Regions from separate parts of the Mus musculus genome. Here all the other regions are linked to region 2. A link is a loop called in an ENCODE intact Hi-C map of the cell type or tissue named here. Cell type or tissue: heart. All regions are shown on one strand.

Region 1 (8,000 bases), 520 kb after region 2:
GTTGTAAACATCCCAACTAGGGTCGAGCACACTCCTTCCTCTCCTTCTTCTTGCTGCACGTTTGCCACTTGTGGGTGTGTCCGTTCTTGGCTATCTCCTACAAAAAGGAGCTTCTGTGGCGAGAGTTGAGCAACGCACTTATCAGTGGGTGGAGCAATAAGTCATTAGGAGTCATTTTATTGCTGTGTCCATTTAAGAGCATAATAGCAATAGGTTTTCCCCTGGGATCCTATCTAGCCACAGGTTCTTGGGCTCGATCTTGTGTCAGGAACAGGCCATCTCATAGAGCAGGTCTGAAATCCAATCCAGAAGAGATTATCAGTGGTTCTGTATTGAGGTCATAAAAGTAACTGTGATAACAGCGTAGTTAATCTTACTTAGTCTGCGTGAGAAGACTAACTCAAATCTTTAAGGGGAATTAAGGAAGTGGAAATTTGAGAATCTGTGCTTACCTGCAATATGTAAATGATTAACTAGGTAAGTCACTCAGCATTACAATTTCAAAAGCCAAATGCATGCTTACTAGTAGTTTTTCTAGGTAAAATTTGCTTTAAAATCGTTTTTTTTTTTAACTTAAAGGCTCTTTCAGTATGAAAATACCTATTTTTTTTTTTTTTTTTGGACAGCTCAGTGGTTTTAGTATATTTTTGCATGAATGCTATGGATTTCTTGGTATTTTTTGGCAGTGTTTGGTATTATCTCATAGTTATTTCATAGTTGTGCTGGTGAGAAAAAGAAAAGTTGGGTAGCAGTATAGTAGAGGGGTTTATTGAGAATTACTTCATGTTTCGTCGGTAGAGCAGTCCCTGAGGGGACGTTTTAATGTTAGACACTTTTGCTCTGTTTTCTAAAGGTTTTCCTTATTCTTTGTTTTTCAGAGTAAAGCCCATCCCCGCTGAAGGAATTAAGTCAAATCCTTCTAAGCGACACAGAGACCGGCTGAACACAGAGTTAGACCGCCTGGCCAGCCTGCTGCCCTTCCCGCAAGATGTTATTAATAAGCTGGACAAACTCTCTGTTCTTAGGCTCAGCGTCAGCTACCTGAGGGCCAAGAGCTTCTTTGATGGTATGTCAGGGTGACTGACTTTTACAGTAACTCACAGAATACTAAAGTTAAATGTGGTCCTTTAAATGTTGGTGACAAGACAAAAAAAAAAAAAAAAAACTATCCATGAGTGCAAATGTTGTATTTATTGTCGTAGAAAATAATGAACCAACAAAGCTAAATGTGTAACTGTTACTAACTTTCCTGTTTCATTGATGGACAATGGAGCTGTTTGGATGGTACATGCTATCATTCTTTGAAAGTCATGTATTTAGAAATTATACTCAGGTTTCATTTTTACAAAGAAATAATAAAGTACTTTAAGACTGATTGGGGCTAGGACTGGGGCTGGCTCAGTGGACGAGAGAGGATTTGGTGTGTAAACAATGCAGATCTGCGTTCAAATCTCCAATACCCACTTAATGTGTTGCCTTGCATGACTTTAACCTTAGCACTGTGGGGAACAGAGACAGGACTCTAGGCCTGCTGGCTGCCAGCTTATTTGCAGGTTCAGTGGGAATAAGGCAAGAGTGATAGGGAAGGGTACACAAAGTCTTCCTGTGGCCTCTGCATGTAGGCATGTGTGCATGCAGGCATGTGCACTTGTACCCTTCTCTCTCTCTCTCTCTCTCTCTCTCTCTCTCTCTCTCTCTCTCTCTCTCTCTCTCTCATTCTCTCTCTCACTCATGCACACAAACACACACATATGCTTTCTCTGACACACATATATGCTTTTCTCTCTCCTTCTTTGCCTCTCTTTGTCTCTTTCTCTCTCACACATACATACACATACTTCATCTCCCTCTGATGCACACACACTCTTTCTGTGACACACACACACACACACTCTCTGTCACACATGCACACACACAAACACCCACTTTCTTTGACATTCTTTCCCTCTCCCCATTTCTATCTCTCTTTGACACATACAAATTAATATACACCTTTCTCTCCTCCCCACATACACACACAGGAGATAGTAATCTATTATTCCTATATTTTCTGTATATTTATTCATTTAGCCTTTCAAAGTTATATAGACTTCGACAGCTTTAAATTAATGTATGTTAGCGTCAAGAAAATGTAGTCAAAATGGTTTATGGTCAGAAAGAACACTTAACTATGGAATCAACAGTGTCGGGTTTCATTCTCCACAGTGCCACTGGCCAGCTCCTTGACTTTAACTGTGCCAGGGAGCCCCCTGTGCTTTACCGTGCACTCAGCTGTGAGGGTGGCAGTGCGGCCTGCATGGTTCAGTGTTGTCTGTTACATGTCAGTCATCCAGCACTTCATCACCACAGTAATTCCAAAATGGAATTCCTGTTTGAAATTAATCTTCTAACATAATTTATCTTGCATAGTAATTCCTTAATTATCTTTTACATGCATTCTAGGGATTTGAACTTTAGACACCATGCTGAAATAGCAAGGAATCTTTCTTGCTAAGCCATTTCCCAAGGCCTTATTTTTTCTTTTTATGTTCATAAAAAATTGAGTTATTAAGGCATGTGCTATTTAAGGGATCATATTCTTTCACGAATTGTAGTGAATGGATTAATAGCAAGACCTCAAACTGTTGTGTGCTTATACGTCACTAGGCATCACAATGAGATGCAGAAGTCTCCCCTTCTGCAAGCTCAGATGACACTAAAAATGGCCATCCAGGTCACCAGGCAGCACCTCCTCATATCTGTAATGTGTCTCAGAGGACTGCAAAGACCGTCATCCCCCTTCAGATGTGTGTTTATATGATTTAATGTCTTTGATTTGAGCAACTTTTGCTTGCACAGTTGTGTATTTTCTTAACAAGTGTAATTTTTTTTACAAAAGCGTTCTGTCAGTGCCCACAGACACCTAGAACAGCGATTTCATGTGGTTGTACACTGAGCCCTATAGTGGCCATTCCAGTGGTTTAGAGTGGACACTGAGTTCTACAGTAGTGATTCCGTGTGGTTTGTAGCGTACAGAGTCTGACAATAGTGATTCCATGTGGTCTATAGTGAACACCTACTCATACGGTAGTGATTCCATGTGATCTACAGTGTACAGCGACTCTTACAGTAGTGATTCCACATGGCCTGTAGTATACAGTGACTCCCACAGTAGTGATTCCATGTGGCCAGTAATTTACGTAGTTCTATAGTAATGATTCCTTGTGATCTATAGTGTACACCAACTCCTACAGTGGTCATTCCATATGGTCTGTAGTGTACAGAATCTGACCACAGTGATTCCACGTGGTCTAGTAATGTAGAGTCCTACAGTGGTGGGATCATGCTTAGTTTCATAGAAGACACTTAACAGTCCGTTTAAAAAGATTCCTCCCTTTCAGTTCCATCGCACTGAGCCCTTCACTCTGTGTCACTGTGCACACCACTGCTGTGCCTGGGTGTCCTGCTAGAGCCTCATCCTGGGAGAGCTATCGCTGAGCCCAGGTTTCTGGATTCCTTTTATTGTTTCTAACTCTATCTCTATCCCTCCATCTCTGCAAAGTCCTAGGACTTGCTGTGTGCTGGGATGAAGGCCTGTCCCACCACCACCACCACCACCACCACCACCACCACCACCACCACCACCACCACCGCCCATAGTCTCCGGACAAGCAGCTTCAGCACTAATGGGGGCTTGTTAAAGATACTGGCCCCGTAGGAACTTTCCCTGTGAGCCACTGCTGTGGACTGTAACCTTGAGCTCCTGCCAACTTCATAGCCTGAACCTGGCTCATAGGTTGTGATTCCTGCTGCACCAGATCCACTTCACTCTTCCCTGACACAGGGGGTATCTCTGCCCTTAGAGAATTTCATGCACAGGGGCTTCAGGCTCAACTCTGGGAGAGTTTATTGACTTGAATCATCGTACATTTCAGTGCTTGTGCCTTTACGATGAATGTTGATTTGTTTGTGTGTATGCAAAATAAAGTTTATGATGTTTGAGAAAGTACATGCATTGTCCCCTCTTTAGAGGCAGGAGGATGGCCCTGAAGCTGCTTAGAATAACCATACACGTTGCCATACAAGCACTACATAATTGCTATCTTTAAAACAGATGCATATATGTAGGTTCACACACATGCATGATGGACATGTGTCTTGTTTCCCCCAAGTCAGCCTCATTACCAGTGCCAGGCACATTAAAAGTGTTTTCTTAGCCCTTCATTAACTAGTTAGATTTTTATTCAGGTTTACTACTTATTTGTATTATTCCTCACCAATTACATCATGCTTACTTTTAGGCTACTTTGCTGGTTTTACACTTCCGTGTACATAAGACCTAGCTGGAAACTTTGTTGAGCCTTCTAGAGCAGGCCTCGTCTATGCCGATTCAGTCACTTCTCTAGAAAACCAAGGAATCGGTATTTGAGCAAATATGTTAACAAGCATGTGACAGAGTCTTAGTTTGGGTTCCATTGTGCCCAGAGCGAATTTTTAAAGGTTGTTTTCTATGCTCTTGAAAGGAAAAATCCCAACATACAAAATGCTAAGGAAGGTTTTGTGTGTGTGTGTGTGTGTGTAGTTTAAGGATGTTTATACACTTTGAACAGTAGCTCAAGCTGTTCGATATATGGACATAGGGTTTAATGGAAAGTGTGTGTGGGGGGGTAAAAGCCAGCTAAAACCCAAATGACCACATGTCTTCTAAGGACCATCCATGGCCCCTGCAGTGTGTCCGAGGACCTAGAAGAAAATGTCAGGAGCATAGTACCTTTACGAACAGAACTGTGGTGTGCAACCCAGGGGACATGATAGAGCTCCCGGCTGTCCTGAGGGACCTATCCACACTCAGCCTCACCATCCTGCTATCAGGGAAACAGTGTAGTGAAGCGAAGGGAAGCTCCAAATGAATAACAGGATGCAAACAGGGGGTGTGTAAATTCCTGCGGAAAGAACAATATAAACGAGTAATCATACAATCTTGCTAGAAAGGAAACTCAAGTTTTACTATAACAATAGATATTTTTCCAAGAAAATACATCTATTTATTGCAAGTTCAAATAATACGGCATGAATCGATCTTCTTACAGTTGAACTGTCCGAAAAGCAGCAGTTGAATGTTAGGTACAACATTAATATTTATACTTTTCTAGTTAATTGAGACATCCCTGAATTTAACTTTTAAGTACTTAATACCTCTTACTCGTGTTTTAGGTAGTGTGAGGTTTGAAGCCGTCTCTTTGAAACTATTTGAGTCTATTATGTCCAATGCAGAAAGTATTCAAGAAGTTCAATGACTATGATCAGTAGAACTTTATTTATGAATACATGGATTTTGGTGGCTGTATCCAGGTCTTAGAATTGGCTTATGTTAACAGAGAGGCCATTTCTCCTGTATCATGTCTGTTGAACAATGATCAAGCAGGAGCTACTGCCTCACAAGGGATAAAAAGATCAACCACAGGATTTTAGTTAGTTAGTTAGTTTTTTTCAAGACGTGGTTTCTCTTGGTAGTCTCACTGTCCTAGAAATTACTTTGTACAGCAGACTAGACTTGAACTCAGAGATCTGCCTCTGCCTTTTGAGTGCTAGGATTAGAGGTGTTCACTACCACGGTCAGCTAATAATTTATTCTTAAGAAGTGTAATTTTGATGTCTATATTTTGAATGAGGTTTTCTTATTACTTATTGAAATTTTCAGGATGTAAATAGTTTGTTCAAACTGCTCTACATTTGGATGTTGTCCTAGTTAGGCTTATTGTCTATGTGATGAAACACCATTTCCAAGGCCAACGTATAAAAGAAAGCGTTTAACTGGGAGATTTCTTACTTTCAGAGGGTGAGCTATGATGGAGAAGACCGAAGAAGGCAGTAATGGAGAGCCCACATCTGATCTATAGGTTGTGGTCAGAGAAAGAGCAAGTCTGGGCCTGGTTGGGCTTTTGAAACCCCCAGGCCCACTTTTAGTGACACTGCTACTTCAATAAGGCCCACCCCCTAATGTTTCTCAAACAGCTCCACTAACAGGAGATGGAGCACTCAAATATGGGGCCCATTCTCATTCAAACCATATCATTCTACTCCCTGGCTCCCATAGGCTTGTAGCCATAGCATAATACAAAGTGCATTCAGTGTAACTTCAAAAGTCCCCATGGTTTTTCACAATCTCAAAAGTCTGTTTAAAAGTCCAAAGTCTCTTCTGAATATTCCATCAGTTCCTGGGTTCGTAATGTCTCCTTTCCATGTCATGGAGACTGTACACGGCAGAGGACATGTGCCTTAAGATGGGGGTGAACAGGCAGGTGAGGCACATGTCAGTCAGGTAAGGCCCACCTCCCGGTATGCCAATCTGACTTTGAGAGGATGTTTAACCATTCTGTGTCACACGGCCGTTACCTCTTCTGTGTGAACCAGGTGTGCCTGTTCTGAGGTCTGAAGTGGCTTAATGCTGACAGTAAGAGCTCTGTGAATGGATTCTATAATTGCAGTTGTTCTCATGTGAGTTACTCATCTGTCCTATAGAATACTGACATTTGTTTTAACAGAGAACGCCTTGTGACTGGCCTAGGGACCCTTAGACCCAATGTTAATATCACCTATGAACTCGTCTGTGGAAGTGATGCTACACTTTAACTCAGATGGGAATTGCTAACGAGCTCATACGAGCTCTTAGTGGAGTGGATGGTCATTCTTGCCTATGACATTTTCTCTTGTTAGAAATGGCACATTGCTCAAGTCTAGATGTTCTCCGGAAAGAGAGCTGTTGCTTGTTTGGGGAGGGTGCTAGCCATGGACACAGTGTGTTGTTTGCGCACTCACCCTGTGTGTCAGTTTTAATGGTGTGCTGCAGTTTTTGTCTTGGTAAAATTGTTAAGAGTTATCTCTTAATGTCATACTAGTAAATGTATGTACTAAGCCTACAATAAACTTAGAAAATCTAGCAAGCTAGGAGATTTCTAAATTATTTTCCTAAGTCTAGATCCTCTGCCATTGGTCTTCAGAGAGAGGCGTGTGATTTGTAGAGTTGCCTGGGATTATTGGTGTGACCCATGGAGTGTGTCATCTTAGGGCCATGGAGTCAGCAGTTGACAGGGCCCAATCTGTGAGATAACATGCCTTCCGGATGATTCTAATGTCTGGGGAAGTTTCATAGTAACTGGTATAATGTATTAGTCACATTCTGCATTTCAAGTTATGCTTGAACTTCACTCTTGTTGGGTCAAGGTAACAACATGCCTCAGGCTGTTAACAGCCCCGCCAAAGGCCACACACAAGCAGACATTTCTACTATGGTTGTGTTAATGCATAGAAGTACTGCATCTGACCACAGGCATAATATGGAGTGTGATAACAAGGTCTTTGGAAGTGAGTTTTCACTTGAAATTTGGAATAGAACTAACTTTTAAGGCCTTTGCACTTTAAAAATGATCTGCTTAAAACAATAACCTTCCAATAATCACAACACAAACACAATTCCCCCCTTGCCTCCAAGAAACACACTTCGGGGCAGCAGAGGAGGCTCAGTGGCTAGGAGCACTTACTGCTTTCTGGAAGACCCAGGTTTGATTCCCAGTACCCATATGAGGGCTCACAAGTGTCTCTGGGGATCCAATGCCCTCTTCTGAGAGGACTAGCATCCATGTGGTACATAGACATACATGCAGGAAAAACACACTTACACACAATAATACATTTTAAAAAGAATACATGTCATATGCAGAAGAAAACCTTACAGTGTGTTAAAGTAAAATGTATCTTGTTTCTCAATCTATATAGAAAACTTCCTTTAGGGACATATAATTTGGAAATTTATTCATTCATATAAACTGATTTGGAGTTATTTTTGTTAAATTAATAAAAACCGTGTTTCTTAAGCCATTCTATTATACACACACACATATATATATGTTTATGTGTTTTGTCAAATTAGCTAAGTCATTCTTATGTGTACACCAGTGTTGTCAAGGAATTTAACTTTCTTGTCATAATAATTAATGATAGGAAGTGATAAATGTTATAAA
Region 2 (8,000 bases):
CAGCTGATGGTTGTGGCCCATGTCTGTATTTTGCAACACCTGGAAGCTGAGGCAGGAGGATGCAATTTGATGTTAGCTTGGGCTATATAAGTAGATATCTTTGTCTCAGAAAAAAAATAACAATAACAACAAATGCTACAGAGAGAGAAAGAACAAAGAGCGAGTGGAGCAAGGGAAGATAGCGAGGAATGAAAGGGAGCAGGAAAGGGACAAAAGAACAGGGTTGGGGTGTAGAAGTGGATTGAACAGTCTCCTCCATCGACTGGGTAGGAGGCAATCAGCACATCACTTCCTTACTAGTCTACCGAGGGTAGCATAAAGATCCAGTTCATTTATTTCTTCATGAAAGAATCATGTATTTCATACCAAAACACTTTTTATGAAGCCTGCCTTCCTATGTCAGTTAACAACTCAGCCCATGTAATAGACACCAGTTTAAAGCAGTGGACAATGATTGAAGCCATGCTTTTATTTTGCCTGTGCACATGGACATGTGAGTATGCATTCATGACTGTGTGATAAAGCATGCATGCATGCAGGTGTTCAAGCACAGGTGTGCGTGCATGAGGAGGCAAGGAGACAACCTGAGGTATCTATGATTCGTCAGGCACTTCCCCCCTACTTTACAACACAGTCATGGTGGCCTAAGAGCTTGCTGCATAGGCCAGACTGGGCAGCTAGTGAGCCCCAGGAAGCTATCTGCCTGTCTCTACCTCCTCAGCACTGGATGTCTTTCCTTTTGATACTTCAAAAGATTTTCTTTTGATTCATGCTATTTTTGGTGATGTGAATATATGTGCACTTGAGTGCAGGTGTGCACTGAAGCCAGAGTGGTGGGATCCCCTGGAATTGTGAGTTCTGGGAGTCCGATCCTGTCTTCCTTTCTTCCTTTCTTCCTTTCTTTCTTTCTTTCTTTCTTTCTTTCTTTCTTTCTTTCTTTCTTTCTCTTTCTTTCTTTCTTTCTTTCTCTTTCTTTCTTTCTTTCTTTCTTTCTTTCTTTCTTTCTTTCTCTTTCTTTCTCTTTCTTTCTTTCTTTCTTTCTTTCTTTCTTTCTTTCTTTCTTTCTTAGATAGATTCTGTTATTCCATCTAGGCTAGTCTTCAACTCATAATTCTCCTGCCTCTGCTTTCCCAGGGTTGAGATTATAGCTATATGCTATCAAGCTTGACTTCCAAATACAATTCTCTTGCCCACCCAAATCTTTCAGAATGTTTAAAATACACGAAGTATGTAGAAAAGAAAAGCTTGAGACTGAAGTAGTTACTTCCACCCTGAAAACTGCTTACGCTTTATTTGGATAGGATATTGGTGTTGGAGTCTCAGATTTTCTTGTTGACACTTCTTTGTAAACTGCTTAGTTTAGTTTTATTTATATAGTTTAAAACAGAGTCTCCCTATGCAGTGTTGACTGACCTGAAACTCACAGAGATCTGCTTGCCTCTGCCTCCAGAGTACTGAAATTTAAGACGTGCACCACCATGTAAGTATTAAAATTCTGGATTTTAAAAAGAAAAGTAGAGCAGTATAGTTTGGAGTGCAGAGTTATTTCCCATACTAATTTTTAAAAATGTTTCTGGGAATACATACAAGATTGATAAGGATTGCAAGAGACGTAAAATCCATGAGTGTTTATTTGCATGGTGAGTTCTAAAGGAAGTACAAATAGGCTGGAGTATTTGAAGAGAAGGTATTTAATTAACTTGTTTAAGTCAATGATTTTTATGTTTGTTTTTTTTGGGTTTTTTTTTTGTTTTGTTTTGTTTTTGTTTTTTGACATACATTCACCTAACCGTGAGAAGTTTTAGGCTCAAAATGTACAGTAAATTTGAAAATCGCTTTTTAAAAGATCTATTTTACTATTTTACGAGTGTTTTGCCTGCATGTGTGTACCATGTGCATGCTTGATGCCCACTAAGGTCAGAGGAGGGCACTGGATCCCCAGGACTGGAGAGACAGGTGTTGTGAGTGCCATTTGGGTGTTGGGGTCCTCTGTAAAAGCAATAAGTGCCATAACAGCTGAGCCAACTCTTAAGGCCCTTAAAAATCTCTTTATAAAACCTATTGGTAGAATTTCTTTTGATAGAAAATACCAAATAGAAAATACCAAGCCTTTACTGCCGCTTAACAGTTGGAACCCAGTAGTGAGTGCCTTAAAACCATCAGGCGCACTGGTGCATCTGATAGGACACTTTATTCTATGCAAGGGGGTCTGTCAAATAGTGCATGATATACTTCTAATAATCTAGTTAGAGGTTAGGAATCAGGATGAAGATGCAGCAAACAAAAGTGATGATAAATTAATTGAATCTGTTATCGAAAGGCTTCCTAGCTTGTATTTATGCAAAAATAGGCCCCTAAAACCCAGGATCCCACTACAAGAATAAAGACTCCTGATTTATTTTGCACATATGTATTCATAAGGTTTATTAGTATTTCAAAAATCCCTGTAGATTAAGTCCTCTTGATCTGAAATCTGTCACAATTACAGGTTACCTTTCTTACCTATGTCGAGAGAAATTAGTTTTTATTTGCTCTTTTTAGTCTTTCACTGATGTTTTTCCTTTCATTGCCCCCTTCCCTGTTCTCTGTAAATCTTTCATTCTTGTCGTCTTTCTTTCATTCAAACGAGGCCAGGTGCTTCGATTTGTTTTATCATCTCATTCAAAATGGTGCCACGTCACCCACAGGGCAAGAATGGAGAGAGGTGCTGTCATTTCTCCTGCCAGCGTGGAGCCCCGCCCTCTGCTGTTCACCTGGGAGGGGGGAAATTATACAGAGGCCACAGTCTCGTGAGCCAGAGGCCGGCTCCCTCCAGACAGTCTCGGGGCCCCCTCCTCCTCCTCCTCCTTCTCCTCCGCTGAGCTGCCCCGCCTCTCCCGGACCCCAGAGCGCATTGATTTGCATATCTCTACCTTTGTTCCCTAGCAGTGGCCAATCAGAGTGCAGGGCGAGACGAGGCGGCGGGGCGGGGCGCGCGATCGGCGGATCCGCTGCGGCCGCAGGTTGCAGAGCGGGTGGGAGCCGCTGCGGGCGCGGCACTGCAGCCCTGATCCTGAACCCCGAACCCGAGCCCCGAGCCTAGCCCGGGCCACAGGCTCAGGAGGCCAGGATCCAGAAGCTACTCGCCCAGCCCGGCGGAAGACGCCTCGACCCGCAGGCACCCGCTAGCCCACGCGCCACGATGGTGTGCGGGGGCTTCTCGTGCTCCAAGAACTGCCTGTGCGCGCTCAACCTGCTGTATACCGTGAGTAGCCCGCGCCCGGTGGCACCTGCGGGGGCCGTCGGCCTCCTCCCCGCCTGAGTATTCGCCTGCGCCCCATCCCGCGCCCCTTGCGGGCTTCCCACGCCCCAGTTTCGCCTGCAGCCCCCGCCCGGGACCCCGAGCCTGCTTGTCGCAGTCTCCGCCCGTCCTTCATTGTGGCGCTCGCCCCTCGCCCTGCTCTCTGCAGCCCTTCACTTTCGCGTTCCTTCCCACTCTCCCCATTCTTTCATCCATCCCCAGGTTTCCATCTCAATCCCTCTAGCCGCACGCTTTCGGCTGGCCATCCCATCTGGAGGTTCGGAGGCTGGAGAGCAGCCCGGGCTTAGGGGACAGGTTTGCGGGATAGTGGGGCCTGGGATGGACCAGGCGGCCTGTGGATGGCGCGCTTCTGGCACAGCTCTAAAAGCTGCCTTTTGAATGGAGGCCATAGAGCAGGTTCACAGGATATCCGTGGCTTCCGAAGTTTGTTTCGTGCTTACATAAAGTCTCTTTGTTGATGTTTCTGCCCGTGAGGTATTCGCCTGATGCTTTTCCCATGCCATCTTCCTTCCCCTTTATCAATATTCTAGCTCCATTTTTGGCGAAGTCCTTCAGTATATAGTCCTCCACCCAAGTCGTTTTTATTTTTTTATTTATTTTTTCCTCCCTACGTATCAGCATATGCCTTCCAGCTTTAACATGGAAAACTCAGTTTGATTTTTTTTTTTTTTGAGGCATAATTGTGGCTGGACAGCAGGAAGTTGAGGTGATGTTTATTGAAAACCTTCACCACCCCAGCCTTTTCATTTGTCAATTTGTTATCTATCTGTGGCAAGCGCAGTTGTCTAAATTTTATAACGGTAAAGACCAAAAAAGGCTTTACTAAGTTTTCATAACTGGTAGTTGGAGAGTCTGGACTGGAACCAAGCTGTGGAATCTAGACCTTTCCACAAGCTGCCTCTCCTGCGTGGAAGAAACTTCCTTTCGGTCATCTCATTCCATCGGAGACTTGTTCTCTTCTATAAATACATCTGGTGCTTGCAGCACCCACCCTGAAAACAAACCCAGTTTCCCTGCATTAGCAGAGCCAGGCCATCTGGGCCAGCTTAGGTTACATCTATGGACAAGAGAGGCCGCTTGTGGTTGACAAGCAGAGACACCAGGTCACGGGTCATTTTACCTTTTTTTTTTTTTTCTGGTGTGTGTCTGAAAATGATGGCAAAGCTTTGACATAGGCACCGATGGTGTATATATTTTTCTGGCTAGTTCCTGGGAATCCAGTCAACATGCTCACAAATGGTACACTTGGCAGAAAAATTCTAGAATACATGGTGGCGAAACAGCTCCTGTCACTGGAAATCCATGTCAAGTTTCATATTAAGTTCACCTGTGCGGTGTGAGGCATGCTTACCACATTGCTATATTGTAAATTCCTATCCGTTCTTGAACAATTTCTCTTATTAACATGAATGGTCTGCTTAGAACGTCACATTCTATTTTGTGCCTGAGTCCCCCTCCCCCCCTCAGTGATTCAGTCATCTGTTTACCTGATTCTCCATCTTACAGTGTCTGCTTACACACAGTGCAGGGTACAGTGGCTGCTTCTGTGCCTCTTCGGCTATCTGTAGACATCAATGTGCAATATATACATTTAAAAAAAAAAGAACCTTTTTTCTTTTTTCAAATCAAGTAATACTGCTTTTAAGGTATATTATTTCCAGCAGTATTTACAGCGTGTCGTGAAAGCCAGGAGAAAGAAAAGTTGACCCTAAAGGCATATGTTAAGATTATTTAATATCTGCCCTAAATTATTGACTTCCAAAGTGTGTGTTATTGATTTTTTATCAGGTATGCAGTGAAAATTAATTGGAAATTCATGGGAATATAAATATGGCTAGCCATTCAAAGTCCTAGACTGTTTTAGACAAAGGGAAAAGAAGTTATTGTCTAAACATTTCCTCCTAAGCATTGCAAATAGGCAAAGTGACTATGACAGCGAGGTGAACAGAAGGAAAGGGTAGACTTGATTTTTAACATCTAGCTAAACATAAACACCTGTGTCTTCTTCCCTGTCTCTCCCTCAACATTTGAAGATGAAAAAAAAAAAAGTGTGATTTCTACCAGGGTTGAATTTGGCGATTAGGAGGTATTTTTTTTTTAGGACGGGAATAAAAAGATCCTCTGTAGGTTCTACTCTGGCCCTGGTAAGTGCTTGTGTTCTGCTCAGTGCTGCAGTGATAAAGATGAGGTCATTTCTGCAAGTGTTAGAACCAGGGTAGCTGGCGGGAAGGCCCATGCATGCCTGTGTCAGACTTCACCGCTGTTGCTTTGAAGCATTTTCTGAGAACTCGGGGGCACTCTCAGCCAAGCTGTGTGCCCTCAAGTGAGCCAGACAGTTCTCAGTGTGACCAGTCTAGAAGTAGAAAGCAGGTCCCTCAAACACGATGGGAGGAACATCCCTGAATTTGTCTTGGGAATCCAGTGACTGTAGAGCGGTTAATGGTGGATTTTTCTTTTCTGCCATGCGTCTTTTAACTGAGGGAATCGCAGTACTGACATAACCGTGGGTTAATGTACTGTGTGTAAACAATCTGTACACGCAGATGAAAAGGGGAAGTAGAATTGGTGTGTCATAAGGAACAGAGCCACTTGCTTCAGAGCTTCCTATATTTAAAGATGATGAGTTTCTTCAGTCAACAGTGTTAGTTGGTTTGTGATGACATGAGTCTCAACCTGGAAATGCAAGAGCAAACCAAACTGGACTCTAAAGTGAGTATGTTTGATGAGGCCGCTTCTCATTTATTGCATATGGTCTTGAGGACTGTATTTTACCAGTAAACTTTTGTTTATCTTCTACGCTACTGAAATCCATGGGGGAATGAGTATATATATATATATATATATATATATATATGCTATTTTTGGCCCAGTATGAAGGATCTAGTTGGGAATATTAAATGATGTGTAAAGGCTTAGACACCATAAAATTTAGGACTGAGAAAAAACTTTCTGAGTTAGGAATAAAGAAGGGATGTTTGAATTGAGGAGGTTTGAAGAGATAGTTTCCAAGTCTCTTTCATATCTTTAGGACACAAATATAAATTAAAATTAGTTTGGGAAATTAACTACTTCATTTATTTATTTTTAGACAGGGTCTTGCCTAGCCTGACCTTGAACTCAACTATGTAGCCCAGGCTGCCCAAAAAATTGGAATCTAGTTGGGCGTGGTGGCGCACGCCTTTAATCCCAGCACTCAGGGGGAGGGGGGGAGCAGAGGCAGGCGGATTTCTGAGTTCGAGGCCAGCCTGGTCTACAGAGTGAGTTCCAGGACAGCCAGGGCTATACAGAGAAACCCTGTCTCAAAAAGCCAAACAACAACAACAAAAAACAAAAAAATTTGGAATCTTCCTGCCTTGGCTTCTGTTTTTCTTTCAATTATTTAGCGGTCAAATACATAAGTTCTTATTACACAGAATTCCAAAATTTCAAGGGTAAAAGGATACGTTTTACTTTCAGTTATGAGACAGAATTATCATATATCTCAAATTCAAATTAGTAGCGTTTTAAAACTGTCTCCAGATTTCATAGGAAGAGTTAGGGAAGGTTTCAGATGTTTAACTATGTTGCCAGCCATTCAGATTTTCATTGAAAACTGAAATTTCAGAATCATCTGTATCTAAAGTCCCTGATGCTTCATTTACAAGCAATCTCAGAAATAGTCGCTCCAATGCTTCTTGTATTTGAGATCACTGACTCAGTTTCCTAAGCACCAGGATGACAGAAATCTGCCACCATGCTTTATAACATGTTATATTTTTACGTTAATATGCTTATTTATGTGTATGACGATTTATATACAAATATGTCTGTGCACTGTAAGAACTTAGTGCTAGAAGAGGAATGGGGTCCCTTGGAACTGCAGTTACAGACGGTTGTGAGTCACCGCGTTAGATGCTGGGAGTTGAACCTGGATCCTCTGAAAGAGTAGCCATAGCCTTCAACTACTAAACCATCTCCCCAGCCTCTGGAAATGTTTTAAGTCAAAGTACTTTCATAAATGTTAAAAATATAGTGAAAACTATGCTGTTATTTATGGGAAATAATACAAAATGAAATAAACATGCTAAAATATGCAACCTTTTGAAAATTTACTTTTTCGTTCTGGTACCAGCAACTAATGTCAGGGCTTTACTCTTGTTGAGCACGCTCTTCCCCACTGAATTATGTTTGCTTGCTTTGGGGAGCGTTCTCCTGAAGCATTAAAAATTGCCCCATCTCTATTTTCCGAAGACATAAGTGATATCTGTTTTTACATGTCTAAAATATGATTGTTGTGTTAAGGGGAGCCTGAGGCCCTGAGCTGAGCCTTTTGACCCTCATGGTGGAAGTCCTGATTTTTGCAAGTTATCCTCTGAGCATCACATGTGCACCATGGCTCGCATGTACTCCACCCACCCCACACAGTGAATGGATAGACATAATTAAAAAAAATAAAATTGGGATATATTTTATAATAGAATGAAAAAAAAGTTCATTCTATCTGATCGAAAAATGTCTCTGGATTTATTCAGGAACTCAGCCTTTCCAACTCCACCCCTAAACCAAGCAGCATTTTTTTTTAAATATCTACATACAGTCTTTTCATTTGCAAATTGATAATATTTTATTCTTCCCTCACGGAAATGTGGCAAAGATAAAATAATTTAGTGTGTAGAAAACACTTAACAAGTACCACAGAACTGAAACTAAGTCCCTACAG
Region 3 (8,000 bases), 120 kb before region 2:
GAGCCACCATGTGGATGCTGGCAATGAAACCTATGTCTCAGGAAGAGCAGCCTGTGTTGGTACCTGCTGAGCCATCTCCCTAGCCAACATGCTCTTCTTACTATACATTCATTCAGAGCAATTATTGCGATTTTGACATGCTAGGGATTGAACTTGGGTCCTTATTAACAGGTCAGGTGAGAGCTCTATCACAGAGCTATGCCCTAGGTGTACGTAGATTTTATTAACTTTTTAGTGGACCTCAAAAATATATATTTTGAAAAATTATTTATTTATGTGTATGAGCATTCTGCCTGCATGTATGTATATATACCACAAATCCGCCTGGTGCATGAGGAAGCCAGGAGATGCAGTTGGATGCCCTGGAACTCCCCTGAAGTTGCAAATGCTTGTGAGCACTGGGAACCAAACCCAGGTCTTCGGGAGCAGTAAGTGCTCTTAACCACTAATCCACCACCCCCAACTCTCAAAATGGATGCTTGACGGCATCTAAACCCAATGAAACATTTAAAACATAATTTGAGTTGGTATTTACTATGATGTTGGTGTATAGGTAAAATTGTGAAAAAATATTTCAAGCACCTTAACTGTATGATGATGTATGTGAAGGGGTTATGAACATGCCATGGTCCACACATGGAGATCAGAGACAACTTCATGGAGACAGTCCTTCCTCCATCTTCATGTGGGTTCCAGGGATCAAACTCAAGTTGTTTAGTTTGCTCAGAAAGAATCTTACACGCTAAGCTATTTGTGTGCCCCACAAGTGCCTTAATGTTCAAAGAAAAATATATAGATATAAATTTTTGCTATCATCACATATAAAACTGTAAAATATTTCTAAGCAGACAACTAGAGGCTAGAAAGACAGTGCATTACTTAAAGAGTCTACACTGCTCTTACAAATGTTTGGAATTCAGTTCCCAGCACCCATTGCATCCACATGGCTCCCAACCACCTATAACATCATTTCTAAGAGATCTGATACCCTCTGGCCTACAAGAGGTCCTTCATTTGCCAAGAAAAATATACATACACATAAAATATTTTAAATTTATTTAAAGGTAGATTTAGTTTAATAATAATATAATAATAATATAAACATAATACTATATTTTATTATATGTTATATTATATTATAAAATAAAATATTAAAAATAAAAATAATGATAAAATAAAAATATTTTTAAACCTTTTTTTTTTTAATCTACTATATCTACTACAGCTTGTGTCTTAAAACAGTAGGTTTCTGCAAGGTTTCTAGAAGTTCTCACACTCCAGTTTCCATCTTTCTGAAGGAAAGATATTTACCAAAAACACAGGCAGCAGAGGGTACAAGCTCACTTGGACCTTGCAACAATGCTGGGGTCGGGACTATTATACCATTTTCCACCAAAGAACCTGACACAGAAAAAGTAACCTGCAGAAGTTCAAACCACCAGGGAATGGCAGTGGTGGTATTACAAATTAGACTGGCATGGTATGTATCCTTCTTAGCTCTCTATTGCTGGGATAGAAGATCATGCTCAAAAGCAACTTGGAGAGGAAGTAACTCTCCATCATGCAGGAAGTCATCTAGTCAGGAACTCCAGGCCGGTAGCGGGAGGTAGGAACTGATGGAGAGACCATGGAGGGATGCTGCTCCCTAGCTCGCTCTCCACGGCTCAGCCTGCTTTCTTTTTTTTGTTTGTTTGTTTTTTTGTTTTTGAGACAGGGTTTCTCTTTATAGCTCTGGCTGTCCTGGAGCTCACTTTGTAGACCAGGCTGGCCTCGAACTCAGAAATCCGCCTGCCTCTGCCTCCCGAGTGCTGGGATTAAAGGCGTGCGCCACCACGCCCGGCTCTCAGCCTGCTTTCTTAAAGAACCCAGGACCTGAGCCGGGCTGTGGTGGCGCACGCCCTTTAATCCCAGCACTTGGAGGCAGAGGCAGGCAGATTTCTGAGTTCAAGGCCAGCCTGGTCTACACGGTGAGTTTCAAGACAGCCAGAGCTACACAGAGAAAACCCTGTCTCGAAGAAAACCAAAAAACAAAAGAACAGAACAGGACCAACTGTCCACCTGTGGCACAGGTGGGCAAGGTTCTCTCTTACCAATCATTAATCCAGAAGATGCTGGCACAGACTCGCCTTCAAATAACTTATTGGAGATATTTTCTCCGTGGATGCTCCTCTTCCTAGATGGCTCTAACTTGTGTCAAATTCACACACACACACACACACACACACACACACACACACACACGCACGCACGCGCACACACACACCTAATTCAGACACACAGTTAATGACCATTCCATGATACGTCATACTACAATTCAGAGAAAACAAAATAAACAAACACCCAACGTTAGCTCTTCTAGATTAAATGGATGAGGACATGCCATGTCTTCAAAATGTCAATGTTGGCTGATCTTCTCCTATCTGCCAGTATTTTCTGAGAGCAATAACGATCCAAAATCCTGAACATGACAAGAATGTATCACTAAGTAAATCCACCTTGTATCTTTGTTCATAGGCTTAGGGGATTAAACCAATGAAAGCCAGCACCTGTACTCTCACAAACCTAGAGGATGAGGTGGCCCAAGAAATACAAGTAATAAGCACACTAATTATGCTTGATACAACCTTAGAATAAATCCATCCAAGAATTCATACTTCTCCTTTCACACACATATTTTCTCCAGCTGCCAATGGGTTTTCACTTTCAAGTGAACATGTGATAGCATTGGCTTGTTTAAAACCAGAATTCCTATCCCTGGTGGATTATGGGTTGAAAGCTGTCCTCTCTTAATTTTGATTGGTACAACAGGCACACAGCCGGGGCTCCAGTTCACTAACCTAAATCCCAGACCCACTAAAGGGAGCAAGAAACTAACCTAGAGACGGCATGAAAGCCAGAACTCATTGACAGCCATGCAGTTCATAGAATAAAAATCCAACCCAGAGCTCTGAGATTTCCAGCAAATATTGATTACCGTGAGAATCATGACTGATTTAGAAGTGAGATCAGTTCCTAGTCGCCTGCTGAGTTCAAACCATTGTTTTCTCTTCTCATACTCTTTAGACACGTGGACAGTCCTTGTTAGGAAGAATACATTTGTCTTCCTATCTGTGATTCTAGATGAGTTTGGCTAAGTAGAAAACTGTAAACCCAGGAGCTCTGTATTACAATGTCTGGCTTCTCTGTCATTCGAGGGCACATGTTTAATTTTTTCACTTAAAGCATCCACATTAATCATGCCCACAGGCACCGCATCCTCTTCTCAGCAAAGTGACAGTGCACGTGGTCACGCTGATGTTACCTGCCAGGTAACGGGGATGCGGCCAGGAACTCATTTGGGACATGCACTCAGGGACTGGTGGGGAAACATGGCTTCTAGTTGGCTTCCTTCCTGCAAGCTGCACAGAGGAGGCGTGGCTCGAATCCACAAAGTGGACTGGGAAGCACCAAGGAGCTCAACAAGATCACTTGAGGTCTAACATCGGACCAAGGTCAGTCGTGTCTGTGGGTGCCTGCGCCGACCTGGGCTACAGGAAGCCAGCCACAGAAGGCCTTGATGCAGAAAGCTCAGGGCGGAACATGCAGAGCGAGTTCTGTGCCCTTATAAAGAACCCCTGTTGCTGAAAGCTCCCTCCACCCGCAGCAGGGGCGGGGATCTGCAAGGGATCCAGATCCTTAAGCCTCCGGAAGTCGAAAGGGCCCTTTATACACCCGACTTGGAGCCTAGAACTACCAGGCCACTGCGGTCTTGACTGATTACGGTCAAAACATCCAATGAGCTGGCAAGCATGCATACGCAAAGACAGGCGCCCAGGGCCACGCGTGACTGTCTAAGATGTGTAGTGACAGTCGGTCGATTTCCAAAAAGCTGATTTAGAGGTCTAAGCTCGGCAACCTAGATCTGATGGCCTCAATTTTTCTGCCTCCCATCTCCCCGCCCCTGCAATCGGTCCCCAGACAGAGACAGAAAGGCTTTTTCCGGATTGCAAGTTGCCCAAGGTCCTCCGGGCCTAGGGCGCGCTCCAGGCTCCTCAATGCCCTGAGACCAGGTGTGCAGCACCCGGATACCAACCCTGCACCCGTACCTTTCCCGATCACTTCCAGCAGTTCCTTTTCCTCCTGGGTCAGCTCGCCTTTCTTTATGTGACCCATCGTTCCCGCCAGCTTGACGCTTATTCTATTTCTTTGGAAAGGTTTTTTAAAAAAACAAGAGACGTGTATGCGTCGTGGAAGACCGCCACAGCAAGGCAACTCGAGGCCGGAGCAGCAGCCCAGTGAAGTGGCAGAGTCGCTAGGGTCTCACGGCTGGGGGCTGGCGGGTGCGGCGAGCTTGAGCGAGCCGGGCTGGCGCTCTCCACAAGTCCCGCCCCCGCGCCTCAATGGCCAGGTCGGGAGGAGGAGCTGCAAGAGGCAGCAAGCGACTCCAATTGGAGCAACCTACGAGGTCCAAACCAAAAGGAGACATTTGGAAGGGGATTCAATACATCTTCTAGGTTTCCTATTCCCATGATAACCTATTAAGAAGTACAGGGACACAGGGTTCCTTGGATTCTAAGGATAGAAGTTCTCTGCCTGGTAGTGACTTCTGTGGGCACGTGCGGAGGCATTGGGATGCAGCTAGACGGGCTGCACTGCCCCTAAGAGTGGCGCGGTTCGGGCAAGGGGCGGGGATAGGGCGGGGCCGGGGCAGGAGGCGGAGCTACACCGGGTTCTGTGTGTCTGTGTCAATGTGTCTGTCCTTCACTCCTCCATTGTCTGCCTCAGCCACTGCCGCCGCCACTGCTGCTGCAGGATCCGCCGCAGCCACCAGTCTCGCGCGTCGTCGCTCCCTCCTTGGACAGGTAAGAGGTGATCAGGTGGGGCGGCGGGAGCCTGAGAGTTGAGCGAGCAGTGACCGCCTCCGAGCCAAGGGGTCCCAGCGGGCTGGAGCTGGCGTGGAGGAAGCATGTGCCACCTGGGGCGGTTGCCTTCCTCTTCATAGAGGAGCCCCCGCGCCGCGCCATCATCCATGCACGTACTGTGTATTAGTGCCTCTCGAGCGAGACCTAGACCTCGCTACGTTTGTCCGCCCCAAGAGCTCCGGGGACCGCGGGCCGGCCGTAAGCTGGCCACGCGGTGAAAGTGGCGGGTGCACATGGTCTCGTGCGTGGCGATCCCCGGGGAGGCCCACTGCCGGGAGGTGAGGGGAACACCCCATGACCAGCGACACTGGGAGAGGCTCGGAGAAGGTAAATTTCTTTTTGCAAACCTAGCCCTCCCCAGTACTTGTCTGTCATTTCTTGCCCTCTGTGGAAGCCATGGAACCTGGACCTGTGGTGTTCGCTAAGGATATTTAGAAGCGACTTACAACTGCTCTGATACTTTGTTGGGGTGTGGGGGTCTTTTTTGCTCTGAGAGAGCTGCCTGTCTTTATAACTCAGGTTTGGGGATTTATGGAACTAGGGAGGGTAGGCTGGAGAGGGCGGGGATTAAATTGGTGTTGCTGTCTATATATAGCCTTAGATTAGTTTCTTAATCCAGCCTTCATTCAACTGTGGTGTGGCTCCTGGAGCGTCCACCGTAGGTAGATAAGAGGTGAATATCGTGTGTACCTTTCTGTGCCTCCGATGCAAGGTACGCTTAAGAAAATATTCAATCATTCCTCCAAGATGCTTATCTGTAGCGTTCTACAGCGTCAATCACTGCTTCTTCGGAAATGACTGTTTAGTTTTGCTGTTGTTTCTCAACAGACTGGTATTGATGTTTCCGTTAAAACACAATTGTGCTAGGGAGAAATACTTGAATAATCATGTAGGTGGTTTTTATTAAGTAGCCCCAGGATCGCTCTTTCATTCCACGGTGCCAAGAATGATGTGAAATGCCTTTTCCTGTGGCCCCTCTACCTCGTTTTGCTCAAAGCGCGTACTAGCACTTCAGAGACCCACAGATGACGTTCCCTATCTCTTATCTTTAACCAAAATCTTTTCTAAACTCCCGCTGCCCATCCCCCAACAGCCACCGACAGACATGAGCTTCAGCTTGGGGAGGGAGGAGCAGATAGATTCTCCCATGAAAATGGTTGGTAATTATTCATCTCAATATATAACAAAGAAACTTTTGTTTGATGATGCTTTAAAAATGATGTAGCTGTTCAAACAAGCAGTAGGGCTTGTGAGAGTGACCAGTGTTGTGTAACACATAATGCTACCGCCACAGCAATTAATGTGCCAGAGGTAGTAGCCACAGACCTAAGAAAATGCCTGAGAGTAACCTCGCCATGTGACTACACATCATTTCATCAGATGCAGAGACAGAATTGGGTACTTAACTGCCAGGGTTTCCATCTCTGGTGCCAAATCTGGGCCATGGTTACTTGAAGGTCACACCTGTTTGTCTCCCTGGGGTTGTCAGTTCCTCGACCGATGGAAACATTAGGTTGTGTTTTAAGCACCTGGTGGGTATTTCGTCTTCTGAATGCATGGCTTTCATTTAGAGTTGATGATATTTACGGACAAAGGAAAACACCCACCCAGAAGTGCAGATAAATCCTATGTTCAGTTTGAATTTTGGAACCAGATACCTAATGGAGAGTGTTCAGAAGGGTTTCAATCGTAGCATAAATATTTAATGTCAAAATTAGATTAGCTAATGAGCTTATTGAAATGTGTTCTCATTAAAGAACTCTATTGATAATGAAATAACTATTCATTTTGACTATCTAATCTGTCCCAGATAGTCTGCCAGATGCTGTGCATAGGATTATTTTAACCATTGTCGCTATATGCCAGGAATCAGCCAGTATTATCTTCATTTATGAACGTATGAACAGAAACTAAAGGAGGTTAATTTGCCCACAGCCCCACATTTGGAAAGTATGGAATCTGGAATTAGATTCTTTCTGATCCGTCTGTAAAAACCTTTCTCGGGGTATGGTGGTACACACCTCTAATCTCAGTATTCTGGAAGCAAAGGCAAGCAAATCTTTCTACAGAGCTGCTAGACAGGGCTATGTTACACAGTAAAACCCTGACTTAGAGATTAAAAATAAAACAAATAAAAACACAGCCAAACTGAATGGGGAGAAAAAGAAATAAAAAGGAAAACCATGACTGTTCCTATGAATGCTGGAGGAGAAAGTTTATTAGATATCTGGGAGAATCCAGAGTGGATGTGACCCAGAGCCATGTAAGGAGAGGGCAGAGAGGAGAACCAGGTACAGCAGCCAAGAGGGCAAAAGAAACAGGTAACCGACATGGCTGGATTATATAGGGAAGAACCTCTGAGGGAAGGGCAGCCCAGCCCTTGCACTGGAGAGTTCATGTAGACGACAGGGGATGCCAGTCAAACCCTATAACAGGTAAGGACTGAGGGATGCTGGGAGAACCTTGGCCACTAGGTTGACTTTGGTATGTCGAATAACTCCTTCAGCTATTTGTCACAGGATTTAAGACTTTGCTTAGCACACAACTTTAGTCTCCTCGCTCTTCTTCCTGTGCTTGGCGGCGCTAAGTGGGGAAGGACACTTCCTTGTGCCTGGCTGGTCTATATGATGTGTATGTGAGCCAGTATGCCATGGCTGCTGGTCTATATGATGTTTATGTGAGCCAACATGCCATAGGTGCAAGCCTCCTTCCTCCTTGTTCCCTGGGCCTCCTTCTTCTCCTTTACCCCCAGCCTTCTTGAGATGGATATTTGTAGTTTATGTGTCTATTTCCATGGCTTTTTTTCCTTAAAAAAAAAAAAAAAAAGAAACCATATTAACATACTATTACATAATGGGAATATATATATATGTATATATATTATGTATATACACACATATGATAGTCTCCCCTGTTTCTGTCCTCATCTTTAAACTCTTTTAGAAACCACTACTCTCTGAAATGTCATGTGTATCCTATGACCTCATTTTCTACTCCTTGGCATCTGCCATGGAGTCCTCTTCCCACCTGGCTATTTCAAGGAACTCTCAGTTGGGTAAACACCAAACACAATCACCCTTTCACTGGTCACTGAGTAAG

The links. Hi-C counts contacts between places; a loop is a spot of excess contacts. Peaks named below come from ENCODE experiments on the same cell type or tissue, not always from the same donor. Only the 100,000 strongest peaks of a DNase experiment are listed, where the experiment ranks them.
Region 1: a loop joins it to region 2, with 2.3 times the contacts of the local background. A loop is called at or near these places in 4 of 42 quality-filtered maps.
Region 3: it touches region 2 in a loop (2.5-fold over the local background); 14 of 42 quality-filtered maps call a loop at or near these places.

The regions. Positions count from the first base shown.
Region 1 is chr12:35,519,747-35,527,746 of GRCm38, reverse strand. Ahr (aryl-hydrocarbon receptor) reads left to right here. Exons shown (of 11, transcript NM_013464.4): 2 at 879-1,066. Among named protein-coding and RNA genes, the nearest start is that of Ahr, 11 kb to the left of the region's middle. In heart, no CTCF peak of the experiment used is centred here; a DNase peak (open chromatin) is centred at 4,816.
Region 2 is chr12:36,037,495-36,045,494 of GRCm38, reverse strand. Tspan13 (tetraspanin 13) reads left to right here and starts at 3,017. Exons shown (of 6, transcript NM_025359.3): 1 at 3,017-3,244. The coding sequence starts at 3,182. In heart, CTCF peaks have their summits at 3,010 and 3,641; DNase peaks (open chromatin) are centred at 2,934, 3,654 and 4,294; H3K4me3 peaks cover 1,995 bases; H3K27ac peaks cover 1,301 bases.
Region 3 is chr12:36,153,509-36,161,508 of GRCm38, reverse strand. It overlaps Bzw2 (basic leucine zipper and W2 domains 2), which reads left to right and starts at 4,684. Exons shown (of 12, transcript NM_025840.3): 1 at 4,684-4,841. It overlaps Ankmy2 (ankyrin repeat and MYND domain containing 2), which reads right to left and starts at 4,385. Exons shown (of 10, transcript NM_146033.3): 1 at 4,086-4,385. The coding sequence starts at 4,152. In heart, a CTCF peak has its summit at 4,832; DNase peaks (open chromatin) are centred at 3,568, 4,378, 4,778 and 6,318; H3K4me3 peaks cover 4,184 bases; H3K27ac peaks cover 3,817 bases.